Regions from separate parts of the Mus musculus genome. Here all the other regions are linked to region 1. Evidence: chromatin contacts called from ENCODE Hi-C or POLR2A ChIA-PET data. All regions are on one chromosome and are shown on one strand. Each heading gives the region's core, a stretch centred on a gene start or an enhancer-like site at or near the end of the contact. The rest is flanking DNA. Distances are from core to core; before and after follow the strand shown. Region 1 holds the start of Pafah1b3 (platelet-activating factor acetylhydrolase, isoform 1b, subunit 3). Region 2 holds the start of 4732471J01Rik (RIKEN cDNA 4732471J01 gene). Region 3 holds the start of Zfp526 (zinc finger protein 526).

Region 1 (4,905 bases), core at 869-3,368:
AGTGTAGAAATTTTTTACCAGACACTTTGTGGGAGACCACTGTGCCAAGGTGTCCATAACTGTGTCAAGTACAGCAGGTTTGCCACTTTTTTTTTTTTAAAAAAAACATTTAAAGGCAACGTCTTGTCATATTGCCCAGAACAACCCTTAGCTCAATTATCCTCCTGCCTCAGCCCTTCAAGTGCCAGGGTTATAGGCATGTGCCACCACAACCGCTGCCCCTTTTCCTTTGCCACTCTTCCAAGGCTCTCACCAGCACAACCACCCGTGCCTGGGGCTGCAGCTTGTTCACCAGTTGTACGATGGCTTTGATGCCACCTGTCACTTGTTCTGCTGTGTGGCTATGGTTGTTGGTGCCCACCCAGACCACCACAATCTGTGGAAAGAGTGACACAAATCAATAGTAAAGAAGCAGGCAAAAAAGCGGCTAGCCCACCACCCAGGCCTCCTTACCTTGGGCCGGATGTGCTCCAGCTCCCCGTTCTCAAGCCGCCAGAGTACATGCTGTGTGCTGTCACCACCAATGCCAAAGTTAAGTGCATGCAGAGGTGAGAAGAGCTCCCGCCAGATCTGGGGTCAAGAAATGACGTAGACACTAGCCACCACCCTCTGTCCAGGCCATTATGGACATATCATTATGGATTAGCCTTACTTTATGGACAAGGTCCGGTTAAATCTCAGCTTGACCAAATCCGGAATCATGGAACTTATTACTGCTTCACTTTAACCAAAATTCACAGAAGTTACGTTCATTTTATGAAGATCCTGTCTGCTTTAAGTATACACAGAGCTAATGGCAATACAACTGAACCTCATTGTGGGGTGGGGGGGAAAGCCATTGTAGCTAAACGTCTTAGGGACTTTATTACTGATAAAGTCTTTGCAGAATACCATTACAATCAACCTTCACTTTCTGTAAAGCTATTACAACTTCGAGTAAACCCAACAGGGGCTGTGCCCCACCTTAAACAAACAATGAAAAGCCCTCACCTGACACAATCTTGAAGGAACGCCTCAATTTAACTCGACAGAGACAAACCCAACCCGACAAACTCAGGGCACACACTTCATTCTCAGCAGACATGTACATGGGGTTCTTAGATTCCTGCTACCACGGGCATTTCTGTACCCCTTATCTTGTCTTATCAGGTTCTGGGCTTGAAGTGCCAGTGAGGGTGCATGCCTGGATGAGGAAGGAGGAAACGGGTGGACCCTCACCTCACATTGGTGCATTAGCTGAACCAAGGAGTCCCCGATAAAGACTACTTCGGGTTCCTTGTCTTTGCTGTCCGCTACAAACCGATGGTGCTGCAGAGAAAGCCAGAAAGAGTCAAAGGCACGCACGCTCCAGGCCCCGCCCCACCCCGCTGCCTCAGGCGGAACAACCCCAAACAACCCAAACCAGGCTGCCCACCTAGGTGAGGAGGAGGATGTCACGAAGCAGTTCTATAGACATACACGCCCCCCAAGCCCCTAACCCTGGGGACCACGCGCGGTCACTCACCAGAGACATCCAGCGCCCGTCACCCTGCACGTCTTGCACAGGCGTGGGCTTGCTGGCCGGGTTCTCCCCTTCCCCACTCATCCTCAGCACCGCAGCCCCCTGGGGATGAGAGTGGAGTCCGCCCGGGAAAGCTCCGCGAGGACGTGGATCCGCCACGCCCACCCCTACCTCTCGGGCCAACACAATGGACCGTCCTGCCGCGCTCGCTCGCGCGTAGGGCGAAGGCCGAGCCCAGACGCCGCCTCCTTTCGCAGACTAGAAACCGTCACGTAGGAAGGAATCCTCGCTCCCCTCCCCCGATGGAGGCCGCAAAGTGGGCTCGTCTGCCGCTTCCCGCCGGGACCCCTTGCGGCCACGGGGGCCCAACGCAGGGGGGAGGGGCAGGCGAGACCAAGCGGCACTCGTGGCAGGGGAAGAGGGGGCGCAGACAAGAGAGACACAACCCAGAGTGGACGGAAAGGGGCAGGGTACCTGTAAAGCCGACAGGGACCAGGGACAATCTAGCGCCCTCCGTCCGAGGAGGAAATCATTTGCTGCAGGGCCAGAAAACTCCGGAAGAGACCACCTACGGGGGTGTGTGTGTGTGTGTGTAACCCATTCACATAGGAGAGGGAGTGGACGAGCTCATTCCTAGATCCGCGGAGGGGGTGGCTCTTAGACACCTGGGAAGGGACGCTCCCATTTCTTACTGGTGTAGGGATTTGAAAGGAAGCTAGCCAAACTGGGCGGTGGTGGCACACGCCTTTAATCCCAGCACTGGAGGGAGCCAGAGACAGGTGGATGTACTAGTTCGAGGACAGGCTGGTCAACAGAGTTCTAGGACAGCCAAGGCTACACAGAGAAACTCCCGTCTTGAAAACAAAAACAAAAAGAAGTGAAGCTGGTGGAGGCAGCACCAGAGTGGCTTTGAGGGGACTTCCCTATTTAAAACTTTCTGTTTTCTTTTGAGATGAGATTTCACTCTGTAACTTTAGCTCTCATGGAACTTGCTATAAACAGCAGGCAGGCCTTGAATTCACAGAGATCTACCTACCTCTGACTCCTGAGTGCTAAGATTAAAGCTGTGTGCCACCAGGCCAAGCCCAACACTAAGGCTTTGTTATTGTTATTTATTATTTATTTGTTATGTATATGTATATACGTGTGTGTGTGTGTGTGTGTGTGTGTGTGTGTGTGTCTTTTTTAAGGTAGGGTTTTTAAGGTAGGGTTTTTCTGTATGACAGAGCCCTCCCTGGCTGTCCTGGACTTGCTTTGTAGACCAAGCTGGCCTGTAGAGTGGTGGTATTATAGGTATGTGCCACTAGACCCAGCTTCAACATTAGTTTTTTAGTGGTATAAAATCTCAAATGCATATCTTCATGCCTCAGAGGCACCATCAGATCTATGTGAAAGAGGTGCAGAAAGATCAGAAATTGGAGATGGCTGCAAGGCCCAGCCCAGGTCCAACTTGGCATCCGTCCTGCAGATCACCTTGCACCTCCTAGGCCTCTGTTCCTCTCTCTAGATACAAAGTTCCATCATCAACTTCAGGTGGGTGGCTCTGGACTCCAAATCCCATGTCTGTAGCCAAGGCCACTTTCTATCATCTTCTTTCTTTCCCTGGCTCAAACTAAACCCCAAATCGCAGTGTTTTCTCAGATGCCCAGGGTCTCCCTCACCCCTAAATGGCCTAGTTGTTTTCTGGCAGCCCCACCTAGCGACTGAACTTTCAAACCTATCCATTCCTTCTTGTTGGCTTGATACTAAAGTAGTGAAGAGTTTTATTTATTGTGTTCACATTCTGTCTCAATCTCTTTCCCTAATCTGGACCTGGCATGAAGTTATTACTAAACAAGTGCAGTGCTTGCAGAATGATATTAGTTACATTAATGGTCAGATCCTGGCTATCTCCATCCATGTGTTGGAGAGAGAGACTCAGACATGACTGAGAAAGGCCCGGGACTCTGAGGCTTTGTGTTTCTCTAGAACAGAACTTCTTTCCTGTGTGCTTGTTTGGAGGTACGGTCTCATGTATGAGATGACTTTAAACTCACCATCCTCCAGCCTCTACCATGGTGAACAGGGCTTCCTCAACTTTTTCTACTTGAGCCCCACTTTTGCCTGAGAAAGTTTTTGGTTTTGATTTTTTTCTTTCTAAATAGGAGGTCTTACTATGTAGCTTAGGCTACCCAGAACTCATTGTGTAGACCAGACTAGCCAAATCTACCCTAGTGATGGCAATAAAGGTGTGCTCAACCATTCCAGCCCAAGAAAGCTGTGTGTGAGTGTGTGGTTGTGTGTGAATTTGAGTGTGTGTGTGTGTGTGTGTGTGTGTGTGTTTATATCTTTGTAAGATTATATGTGCATTTGAAGGCAGGTGACTGCAGAAGTCAGAACCGGGTGTCAGATCTCCTAAAGCTGGAGTCAAAGGCAACTGTGAGCGGCCCTGTGTGGATGCAAGAACTGAACTCAGTCCCTTAACCAGGGAGCTGTCTCTCCAGATGCTAGACTGAATAGTTTTTATATTACCCTGGGCTTATGGGTGTATAATATGGGTATATTTACATCTAATATTCCCTGATACTACTATAAAGAAAAGGACTTAGAACAATTCTTTTGTGCAGATATAATTTTACCATTTATTAAAAACAAAAGCACATTTGCATACTAATAAGCTAGGTGTACTTATTTTGTTTGTTTGTTTGTTTTTTCTTTGTGTAGCCCTGGCTGTCCTAGAGTTTATTCTGTAGATCAGGCTGACCTTGAACTCACAGAGAGCCACCTGCCTCTCTCTCTCTACTGAATGCTGAGATTAAAGGAATGTGCCACCACCATCTGGCAGGATAAACTTTTTATATACAGCCAAAATCTTGGAATTCCTAATATATTGTCTCTGAACAGACTCTGAGGCAGTGGTCACTGGCATGGCGTAGCATGATGCTGTGTGCACTTCAAATGACCAAAGCTGCCATGAAATTATTTCATTTTTTGTTTGTTTGTTTGTTTGTTTGTTTTTGTTTTGTTTTTTTCTTTTGAGACAAGGTCTATGGAGTTGTCTTGCCTGTTCTGGATATAAGTCTATGTAGACCAGGCTGGTCTTGAACTCACAGAACTCCCCCTTCGGAGTGAGTGCTGGGATTAAAGGCCCTGCCACCACAAATTTTGAGATGCAAAGTTGATGAGCACCTTAGATTTATTAGTTTGATTCTGTTGTACTTTCAGAAACCTTTTACTAGTACCAACATTTTCATGGCATCCCCTCACTGTTTTATGACCCAGAGGTGGTTTCCTGAAACAGTGTATGGACACGGTTTGGGAGCTTCTAAGGACTGGGAAGCACAAAGAAAAGACACAGGTCATAACATTACTAACATTTGGACAGGGATATACACTAGGGTAGTTTAGTTTGACTTGAAAGTTTG
Region 2 (4,905 bases), core at 884-3,383, 97 kb after region 1:
GGATCTGATGTTCAAAGTCATCTTGAAGTAAATGGTGAGTTTGAAGCCAGCCTGGGATGTATATATGATGCTCTACCTCTCAAATAGCAGCAACAACAATAAAAACAACAAGAATCGATGTACATGTTTGGGTGTGTCACGGTCTCCACGTGTGTTCGTGTGTGCTGAGGATAGGACTCACTGTTGGTTCAGGCAGAGAGCTCAGGGGTTGTCCTGTCCATTTCCCTCACCTATCCCCATCTACTGGACATCCAGAAGCAAGCCACCCACCTCCACTACCTGGTCCTCACTCCGTGAGCCTCCTCTGACTTAAGCCTGTTTCCTGCAGAGCATCCAGAGGATCTTTTGAAAGCATAAGGCTGACCTTGCCCTTCCAGCCCACCAATGCTTCCCTGCCTTCCTCCCAGATAAAGCTTCAGACTTGGGCATGGCCTTTTAAGCTGACCTAGAGCCCACCTTGCCTGCCCCAGCTTCCTGACCCCAGCCTCCGCCCCCAGACCTCTCTCTGCATTGTCAGGCGCTGCTCTTCCAGCGGTGTTCCTGCTGCTCTGCTCTCCCCACCTCCCTTGCTCGGTAGCTGATGCCTGCCCGTCCATGAGTCTGATGTCACCTTGTTGGAAAAGCTACCCACGCTCATTTTCTCAGAATTTTCTTTCTTGAAAGCAGGACACATTTTCTCATGTAGCCCAAGCTGGCTTCAGACTGACTATATAGTCAGAGACTACAAGACTTTAAGCTTCTTTCTGATCCTCTTGCCTCGGCCTCCCTACTTCTGAATTATAAGCAAGTGCTATGATGCCTACTGTGTGTGGTCCTGGAGACAGACCCTTGGGCTTTGTCCATGCTAGTCAGGTACTCCAGTAATAAGCTACATCCCCAGCTCCAGGATTTTTCCTTTTATCATACTGGCTTGTTTACAATGTTTTGTAAATGGGTGAATGAGAGAGGTTGAGACAGAGTTCCACTCTGTAGCCCTGACTGACCTGCAACTCACTATGTAGCCCGGGCTTGCCTTGAACTGACTCAGCTTCCCAAGGACTGGGATCAGAGGTGTGCGGCACATGCCTGGCAACAACAGTCTTATTACCATCTGTGTCCTCAGCTCTACTGAGACTGCCCTGCTAGTTACAGAAAGCCGAAGCCTGGCACCTCTAGGTATTGAATGTCTGTCTCGGGATGAAATCTTTGTGACTAGAGCCTTTTAGATTCAGAATTAAGGTTGAGGCATACAACAGCTGTCAGCTCCACACTCCCTGCTCTGAGAAGGCTGAAGGTATCCATCTCCCTGCCCTCACTGGACAGGTACAGGAAACCCAACCAGCTCAGTGCCTCTGTGTCTCTGTCGTCATTTGGGAAATGGGCTGATCATAATGACAGCTGTCTCATCCAGTTACTTGTGGCAAGATCACAAGGATAAATGACGGCTCCAGCCAGTCAGGATACCCTTGGGGCAGAGGTGGGATCTGATTCACAGGTCTGAGGCCTGGCACTAGGAAGGGCCTCAGGAAATGACAGTCACTTCTCAGAGCTGCGAGCCTTTGTGAGTGTGCTTACCTGAACCCCGTGCAAGGGAGGAGCCTTACTCAAGCAGATTCTTTCTGACTCCTCATGACACTAAGGGCAGCTTGGCTATTAACAGCTCCACGTCACACTTCACACATTCCTTTGCTTATCAATCTAATAAATACTTGAATGTCCATGTGTCTGGCATTCCCTGTAAACAAGGCAGACACAACCCTACTCTTAGGGAGACCAGTGTCTAGTAGAGTCAGACACTCTACTCAGCACACTCAGCCAGACAGTAGACTTACATACACCTCTCCAAAACACACACATTTGAATCTGACAACAGCCCTACAGATGCCTGTTGGGAGCTCAGAAAAAAAATTGAGAAAAGGTCCCTGTTCATTACTTCACATTCATAGCAATTTGGTACAATGGGTCTTTGCGATTGAGGTTCCATATCGCTTCAAAGCATAGTGTTCTGCTATGTGTCTTTGTTGGGGGATAGGAGGCTTCAGGGTCCTGCTTGAGCTCCAACACTTGTCTACCAAAGGAGGATGAGGAATGATGAATTTGGGGGTTTTGGGTCTGGTAAGCCATGCCAGGTTTTTTCTGGTTTTGCCTGCACAGGAACCTGTCCCTGGAGTCTGATAAAGATCCATGGACTGCCGGTGGAGCTGCATAGCGGAGGGCTTGCTTAGTGTTCACCAGGCCCTAGGTTTGGCTGTAAGCAGCGCCACAAGACAGACAAAACTCATAACCAAACCAGGACTTAATGCCTGCTCTGATTGAGCCATGCAAAATCTTTGGTTGTTCTGCCACTGTTTCTCCAGCCTTTTGGATCCAGGGAAGCTAAATGGTAACTCCCTCCTTTCTCTAAGGACAACGTAAAAGTTCTCATGTTTTGCAAGTCGCCCCAGGGTTGCTGGGTTGATGAAGGTCGATTGTCAAAGAGCAGATGGATGGATTCACTGAGAGAGTAAGAAGGGGCTGCAAGGAGCTCTTCCAATTACCGGATGCCCCTTCTGCCTACCTTTTGCATTCTATTTATTTAGAAAAAGCGGTTAAAAACCCTTCTACGTTATTCTTTTAAGAGGGCAGAAGACATGAAAACCGCTTGAACCGAAACAGAAAACACTAAAGGCACAGCTCTTGGCCACACAGAAAAAGGAACCTGAGAGAGAACCTTATTCCGACAGACGAGCATTTCGGACACTTCCCCAAAGACCGCACTGGGACAGACGTAGTCCTTACGTCTCGGTGGGGCATTCTACTCTCACATCACCCCCCCCCCCACGCGCAGGACGGCAGTGGATCAGTCCACGGGTCTCTTCCCCCTCGTGGAAGTGGGTCAGTTCCCCCAGTCCCCAGTCCCCCGCAGGATGTGCGGGATTTCTTTTAAGCTGTTACCGACTCACCTTTGATCTTGCCTTTTCGCCACCGCCTGCGACTGCGGTTCTTCGATCCTTCTTTGCCCTGCTTGGAGGCCTGGGCCCCCACGGGCGCCGATTCCACGGCCGGCTCCATCAATTCTTTCCAGTCCTGGCGCGGGGCCCAATTCCAGCGATCAAGTTCCTCTCTTAGAGTCAATCCTAGTTACACACCACTGCCAGGCCCCCAAACCATCCAATCCTGGGCAGGCTCCTCGCGGAGCTCCGCCTTTAATGGGTGGGGCTGAAGGTCTTGGCCCGCCCATCTGCTCAGATTAAAGGAACCGCGCAGTGCACCGTAACGACAAACAAAAAACCAAAAACCAAAAACCAAAAAAAAACCCGCAGTCCTGGAAGCAGCGAGAAGTGCCCTCACAGCAGGAATAGTGAGGAGTCGCGTTAGAGTCACCCCAACAAAGAATTCTCAGTCATCTTGTGCAGGTGCTGACCCTCGCCATCTCATTCACCTTTCCTTGAACCTGGCCCGCCCACTTGCCCCGGGAGCCGGAAGAACGGGCGGGCGGGCAGGGGGCGGGCAACCCAAGGCGTGGGCGGGGACCGACTTGGGGGCGTAGCCGCGCTTGGTAGCCGTTTGGAGAAGCCCCGCCTTTTCCTCCGCCCCCTCACGTGGTCGTCCCTGTTTTTTTTTTTTTTTTTTTTTTTTTTTTCCCCCCCAGACAGGGTCCTAGGCTGTAGTTGAGGGTGGCCTTGGCCTCTCAGCAAACTACCTTCCAGTCTCACATCCGCGCTCCCTCCTAGTTCTTACTGCTCTGCTTCATGAGGTGTCTCTCCCTCTGCCCTGCCTTATTCCCCAGAATCAAAGGAAAGGGGAAGACAGCAACACCGCCGGCCTCAGGGTTGATCTACAGAAAGGAGCGTAAGTCGAGGGAGCCCACGTGCCCCGGAAAAGGCGGGAAACAGAGGAGGCCCGAGACTCGCACATGCGCACATGGCTCACTGTGCTCCCAGTTGCTTCTGGGTTGCCCATGCCAGAAGCTTCTGGAACCCGGCTGCCCTGGGAGGATTAAGCCTCGATTTTCTTCTTGACAGAGTGAGCATTAATTACTCTGTCCTCGGAGAAACCTCTCAGGCTTTTGGGGAGGAGGGACGGCCCTCTGAGGTGAAAGACCATCACTAGCGGCCCTCAGGACTCTGACCTTCCCTCTGCTCCTGTCAGGACTGGGTCCTATGGCTGTTACCTGCCATTGCTTCGGAGAGGCGGCAAGGAAGAAGCGCCACAGCTCACCAGCACTTCACTACGCTGTTTCCATTCCGCCTGGATCTTGCCACAGACCTCTGCAGCCCTATCCAGGCCCTGCTCCCAAGCTTCTCTACCCCATGAAATCTAGTCATTCCACGGCGCTGAGGCCCTGTAGAGGCACCGGGCGGCAGAGGTGAGACCGTCTCGAAGCAGAGGCTGTGAATGGCCTGGATGTTCGGCTAGTCTACACACACTTGCCAAGTGTAAGGCCCACATTGGGCATTGTGCTGCTATTGTTTAGTGTGATGTTTGCCTCACAAGTACCGCTCAGCCATTTCTCTTTCTTCCTTTCCCCTTTCCTTTTCCTTTTCCTTTTCCTTTCCCCTTTCCTTTTCCTTTCCCCTTTCCTTTTCCTTTCCCCTTTCCTTTTCCTTTCCCCTTTCCTTTTCCTTTTCCTTTCCTTTTCCTTTTCCGTTTCCTTTTCCTTTCCCCTTTCCTTTTCCTTCCCTTTCCTTCCCAAATGAATGCAGGGAAGAGGGTGGTTTCTTTGACCTGATTCCTGAGTTAGAGCTCTTTCCCACTTCACTTTGATTTCCTTCAACTCTTTTGTAGGGGGCAGCCCGGTGTAAAGGGAGACAAACCCTGTTTTTACTCCCGTGTTTGCTGTTCCCAAACTGTAGGGCCGTTTGTAAGACCCTCATTGTTTATATACCTCAGCGTTCATTCCTTCTCGACAGACTGGGCTGGGGATGAGGGGTGCGCTTTATTTTA
Region 3 (4,905 bases), core at 1,259-3,758, 77 kb before region 1:
TCCAGAAGCAGCTCCAGGCCGCTGCGGGCGCGGGCCAGGCCGCCGGGGGCGCCGGGGGCCTCATCCAGCAGGAAGGCCAGGAGCTCCAGTTCGCACTCGGTCAGCTGCCCGCCCACTACCTCGAACATACGGTGAAGCGACAGCATGCCGTAGTAATCCAAACACTCATCCTCCTCCCAGCTCGGGGCCGGGGTCGACCCGGACAACGCCATTCCCAGGGGAGGGGTGCGGAACAAGCTCAGAACCAGGGCCTAGAACCCACACGGCGGGGAGGAGGTCGTGGTCAGCGACACAGTGGCTCAAAGCCCACAGAGGCCAGAGCGTGGGCCCCGCAAGGTGTCTCCGGGCAGAGTCGCCCCCCACACCCTCAACGGTCTCAACCTCTCTCCCTCCCACGGACAGGAATGGTATCGCCCGAGATCCCATAGTAACAGGTCGAACGCTAGACCCCACCGGTCCACATCACTGTCGGGAGGACCAAGCCCAGATGCCCTTTTCTGAGTAGTACGTTTCGAACTTGCCACCGACTGACCTAGACGACCAGCTCGAATGAGCTACATGGCCCATTGCAGGGCACCTTGTCCACTGCCCGGTGACTTCGGATGGCAAATGTCCGGTCATAGCCCTCGGGTTCTGTCCACTAGTACCTTCCTGCTAGCTCCAACATCCCACTCAAGTGATACCTTTCAAAAGTGACCCTCGGCCCCCTGCAAGTGGGACCGACCAAGACAACCCTGAGCGCCACACAGGTGGTACTGTCTGAATCCGACCCCCCCTCCCTGAAAGGGCGATCGATCCTGCCCTCACCCGAGCACCCAAGTGGTTCCAGCTACCCTTCACCAGTCACCTTTAGGCCTCTCTTATCCTCACCAGATTCCAGCGTCCGATGACTTCTGGGCGACGGCCGCAGCCACTTGTTTTGGATCTTTCTGGCACCTTCTCTATTATTACGCCTGCGTCACCTCGCTCCTCCTCTTTCGCCCAACTCGCGCAGGTGCGACCGCCACGCCCCTACAGCGCAAGCGCAGAATCAGACCTCAAGCTCCACCCCTTCCAGGACTCCAGATCCGCCCCTAACCCAAGCGTCCGGACTCTCCCTTGCTGCGCTTGCGCAAGAGCAAAACCTCGCTGTGTCTTGCTCTTGATGGTGGTTTCAGGCTCGGTGTGTGTCCCCTGAATCCTATGACACGACCTGGTGGAATTACTCATCCCACAGACTACCTCTTCCTCCTGATCACGTCCTAGACACCCACATGACCAGTGCCAACAGCTGTCAGCGCAAAGTAAACCAGTCACGAGGGTCCCGACTCCCTGGAGCGCTCAAGGCTCATAATCAGGACTTGTAATACAGTATGCCCCATTCTGGTGGCAACCAGAAACCTACAACTCAACTCTGCTGTCTCAGATCCTACATGGAAATTCTTGCTCATACAGCTCCCCAGCCCCAATTTATAAATTCTCCAGTCGCAAGCAGCAGAATGATACCTCTTCCCAAATCTCAATAGACCTTGCCACCCCCTGTGTGCAGCACATTCCGAAGACGTCCATCAGCACCTCCTATCATAGACACCACACCCACGGTTAGAACAGCCTTTGTACAATCGCTTCTGAGCCCTCTTGAGTCTTGGAGCCACCCAGATGCCCCTCCTAACCTGCACCTATGAGAGCAATCCTGTCACAGAAGTGGAGGCTAGGGTGTCTTCATGTCCCCTACACGAGGCCTTGAGCGTGACGGTCGCTCCTCCTCCCCCACTTAGGTGACTCAAGGTCAGGGCCAGCACGTGCCTAAGACAGGTCTCTTCTAGGACTGGTTTCCACCCCCGGAATTGTCTCCCTAAGGGGCGGGAGGCTCTGGCTCAATGCTGGCTGTTTGTTTCCCTTTTCTGGGCCTTAGCTTTTCCACCTGTGAAACGGATGGCAGTGGAGTCCACGGTATGGGCTCTCTGTGTGAATATCATTGAATCAGACAAAGAATGGGAGGAAGGGGAAAGCTATTTATAAACGGTAAAGCTTCTATGATGGGTGGGCTATAGTGAGTACTACGGTGTATCAGGCCCCGAGCCGAACATTTTTATGTGTATGACAAAATTCAATGCCTTCAACAACCTTTCAGGAGATGCGATTCCAGTCCACTTTGCACGTAAGCAAAAACTGAGGCGGCGCAGGAAAAGTACAAGTGTGTCTGGCTTTTTAGTTACGCTGTCAGAAACGCTCAGTCTCTTCTGCTACGAGATAACACCTGTCAAAGTCTCGCACCGCCACGTTCATTTGTGCGACCTCGCTCTATAAGGATGCACACTTTTCTCCGCTGAATTTTCAAACAGCAGGAAAGGAGCGGCCCCGGAGAACTGCGCAGGCGCCTCTCCTGGTCCCGGACACCGCCTCCAGGGCACTGGTGTCTGCGTGGAGAAACTCGCGGAGCCCCGCCTGACTCCCAACACGCAGGCGCGAGGGCGCGTGCCCTGCGCTACCAGCTCTGATTGGCTGCCTCTCCTGAGAGCACCGCCCAATGGGAGGCGTGGATAGTGAAGGGTCCTACACTACTGGAGTGGAGGGTCTGTGTCAAGAGCGGCAGGGGCTGCTTGGAGGTAAGAGAGATGGGTGAGGGCGCCGCAGGGCGGGCGGGGAAGAGAGCGCTGGGTGTAAGGAGAGAGTGGAGGAAGAGGGAAGGGTACGCTCAGGGTCGGAGAGCCTTGGGGCCTGCGCTTGGGGCTGGAGCAGCGCGGGATGATCGACAGCTCCTTCCTGTGTGCCCTAGAGGCGTCGTTGGATCCCCTGCTTGTGCTGGCCTCAGCTTGAGCTCGCTTGCACACCCCACCCCTGCAGGGGGCTCTCACGCTGCAGAGAAGAGGAATCTGGTAGGAGGGAAAAAAGCAGTGTAGCGGGAAAGTTGAACTTTCAGGCCCCTGGTGTAGGTGCTTAGATCTCCTTTCCGTATACAGAGGTATTAGCTGAATTCCACCTACCCCCTGACACGGTGTAGGACTGGGAGGGAAAAGAATGCAGGCGGAAAAGTGTCCATTTCGGGATACCTGTGCTACTTTCTAGAAGGACAGTGTTATTAGGATTGTGTGCAAGTTAAGTGAGTTTTGGAAGGATTGAGTTGGATGAAATTCAGAGAGCACATAGGATTGGGTCCTGTGCACCATGTTTTTCTGTGTATGAGCTCATCCATACTTTGTAAAGTTTGGGCATCCGCTCCTTACCTGCTACAAGCCATGTAGCATGCTCTGATCCAAGCCAGGGGAGTTCTGTCTTGGCAGTGAGGCTGTAACTAAGGCAGAATGCTAACCTCCCCCACCCCCAGCCCATTTGATTGTTTCTAAGAAAATCCTTTATGGACTGGTTCGGACTTAATGAGGAGCCAGGCAGGTGTAGTGGCACCCGCTTTCAATGTCAGCACTGGGGAGGGAGAAGCTGGTAGATTTCTGTGAGTTTGAGGCCAGTCTGCCCTACATAGTGAGTTCCAGATAGGCCAGGGTTACAAGATGAGATGCTTCAAAACAGAGCGCACTTAATGGGGTATTTGGAATTGGTAGATAAGGAAAGTTTGGTTCCTGAGCATTTAGCAAGTCATTTATCTGCAAATGGTTTATTGGTCATCAACTAATAACAGGGCCTTGTACTGGGCTATGTATCATGGAAATGCATAAAATGGGTAGACATGTAGTGTGCACAGAGATGGTTAAGGTCCCAGGACATCGTCTATAGGGAGCCTTAACTCGTCACTGAATGAGTCTGTGTATTTACTGTGTGCTGGGCACCTTTCTTGGCACTGGAAACACCTCGGTGGTGAAGAGGCTAAGATCCCTGCCCTCTGGGAGCAGTACATGAGCAGCCTGTATGCCAGGGCTACCAGCTAAAGTCTCCATGCTCCTGGCATGAGCACAAGTAAAGAGGTAAGGAAAGTGGCCGATGGCACTTGGGAGGCAGAAGAAACAAGGCTGAGAACCAGACGTCCCCGTGTACATACTGAGTGAGGTCAAGGCCAGCCTTTGTACATAGACTGTCTCTACAAAACAGAACCAGCAAGGCAGTGGCGGCGCACAACTCTAACCCCAGCACTTGGGAGGCAGAGGCTGGTGAATCTCTGTGAGTTCAAGGCCAGCCCAGTCTACAGATCTGAGTTCCAGGACAGTCCAGGGCCACACAGAGAAAATCTGTCTCAAACAACAGCAACAACAAAAACGGGCCATCTTGCTGGCCCAGGAGGTAAAGGCGTGTGCCTTGCAGCCCTGATGACCCCAGTTCAATTCTCAGAACCCATATACCATTGGGAGGAAAGAATGGGCTCCGAATGCCATGAAGTTGTCCTCTGTATGCTACATGTATGCCATGACGTGTGTTCATGCATGCAGGCACACAGTAACATAAACAATGACAAAAAATGGTGGCGGTAGGGCTATAAGGTGGCTCAGTGGGTAAAAGCAATTGGCACTGAGCCTGATGACCTGAGTTTGACGCCAGAGCCCCATGGTGGGAGAACCAGATCCTGCAAATTGTTATCTCACTCCACACACATGCTCCCCCCCAGCCCCCCACCCCCCGCAATTAAAAAAAAAGTATAACAGTAAATAAAATCTCCTTAAATTGTAGGTCTTGGAGCAGAAGGCTTAAGGTGGGTTCATGGAATGGACTGTAGGCTCCTGTTGTGTGAAAGGGGTTGGATTAGGTTGAGACCAGACTAAAAGCCTAGGACTTGGACTGTCAGGTTGGAGAGTTTTGTATCCCTGGGGCTAAGTGTGGAAGTACACATACAGAATCCCACTGCTGGGGAGGCTGAGGCAGGGTCGCTCTAAAGCTACCCTCTATTGCCCAGTGAGTTTGAGGCCAGCCTAGGTTGCAAACAAACCCAAGCATTGGTGTTTGTTAACCAAGTGCCTGGCCTGCCGTAGGCCTTGTGGT

The links. A loop is a pair of places that touch in the nucleus more often than their neighbours do. ChIA-PET counts read pairs that join two places held with the same protein, here RNA polymerase II (POLR2A).
Region 2: POLR2A ChIA-PET joins it to region 1 with 13 read pairs in Patski. The contact joins the promoter of 4732471J01Rik here to the promoter of Pafah1b3 in region 1. A Hi-C loop is called at or near these places in 4 of 37 maps with a recorded cell type or tissue (gastrocnemius and heart). POLR2A ChIA-PET finds 5 or more read pairs at or near these places in 3 of 5 experiments (Patski and embryonic stem cell).
Region 3: POLR2A ChIA-PET joins it to region 1 with 18 read pairs in embryonic stem cell. The contact joins the promoter of Zfp526 here to the promoter of Pafah1b3 in region 1. A Hi-C loop is called at or near these places in 1 of 37 maps with a recorded cell type or tissue (T-helper 17 cell). POLR2A ChIA-PET finds 5 or more read pairs at or near these places in 3 of 5 experiments (Patski and embryonic stem cell).

What each region holds. Positions count from the first base shown.
Region 1 is chr7:25,295,868-25,300,772 of GRCm38, forward strand. It overlaps Pafah1b3 (platelet-activating factor acetylhydrolase, isoform 1b, subunit 3), which reads right to left and starts at 2,119. Exons shown (of 5, transcript NM_001357350.1): 1 at 1,505-2,119; 2 at 1,219-1,308; 3 at 454-570; 4 at 254-376. The coding sequence starts at 1,585.
Region 2 is chr7:25,392,580-25,397,484 of GRCm38, forward strand. 4732471J01Rik (RIKEN cDNA 4732471J01 gene) reads left to right here and starts at 2,134. Exons shown (of 7, transcript NR_015569.3): 1 at 2,134-3,374; 2 at 3,749-3,810; 3 at 4,111-4,397. It also overlaps a transcript of Lipe not described here.
Region 3 is chr7:25,218,917-25,223,821 of GRCm38, forward strand. It overlaps Zfp526 (zinc finger protein 526), which reads left to right and starts at 2,509. Exons shown (of 3, transcript NM_175436.5): 1 at 2,509-2,588. It overlaps Dedd2 (death effector domain-containing DNA binding protein 2), which reads right to left and starts at 943. Exons shown (of 5, transcript NM_207677.3): 1 at 848-943; 2 at 1-251. The coding sequence starts at 212.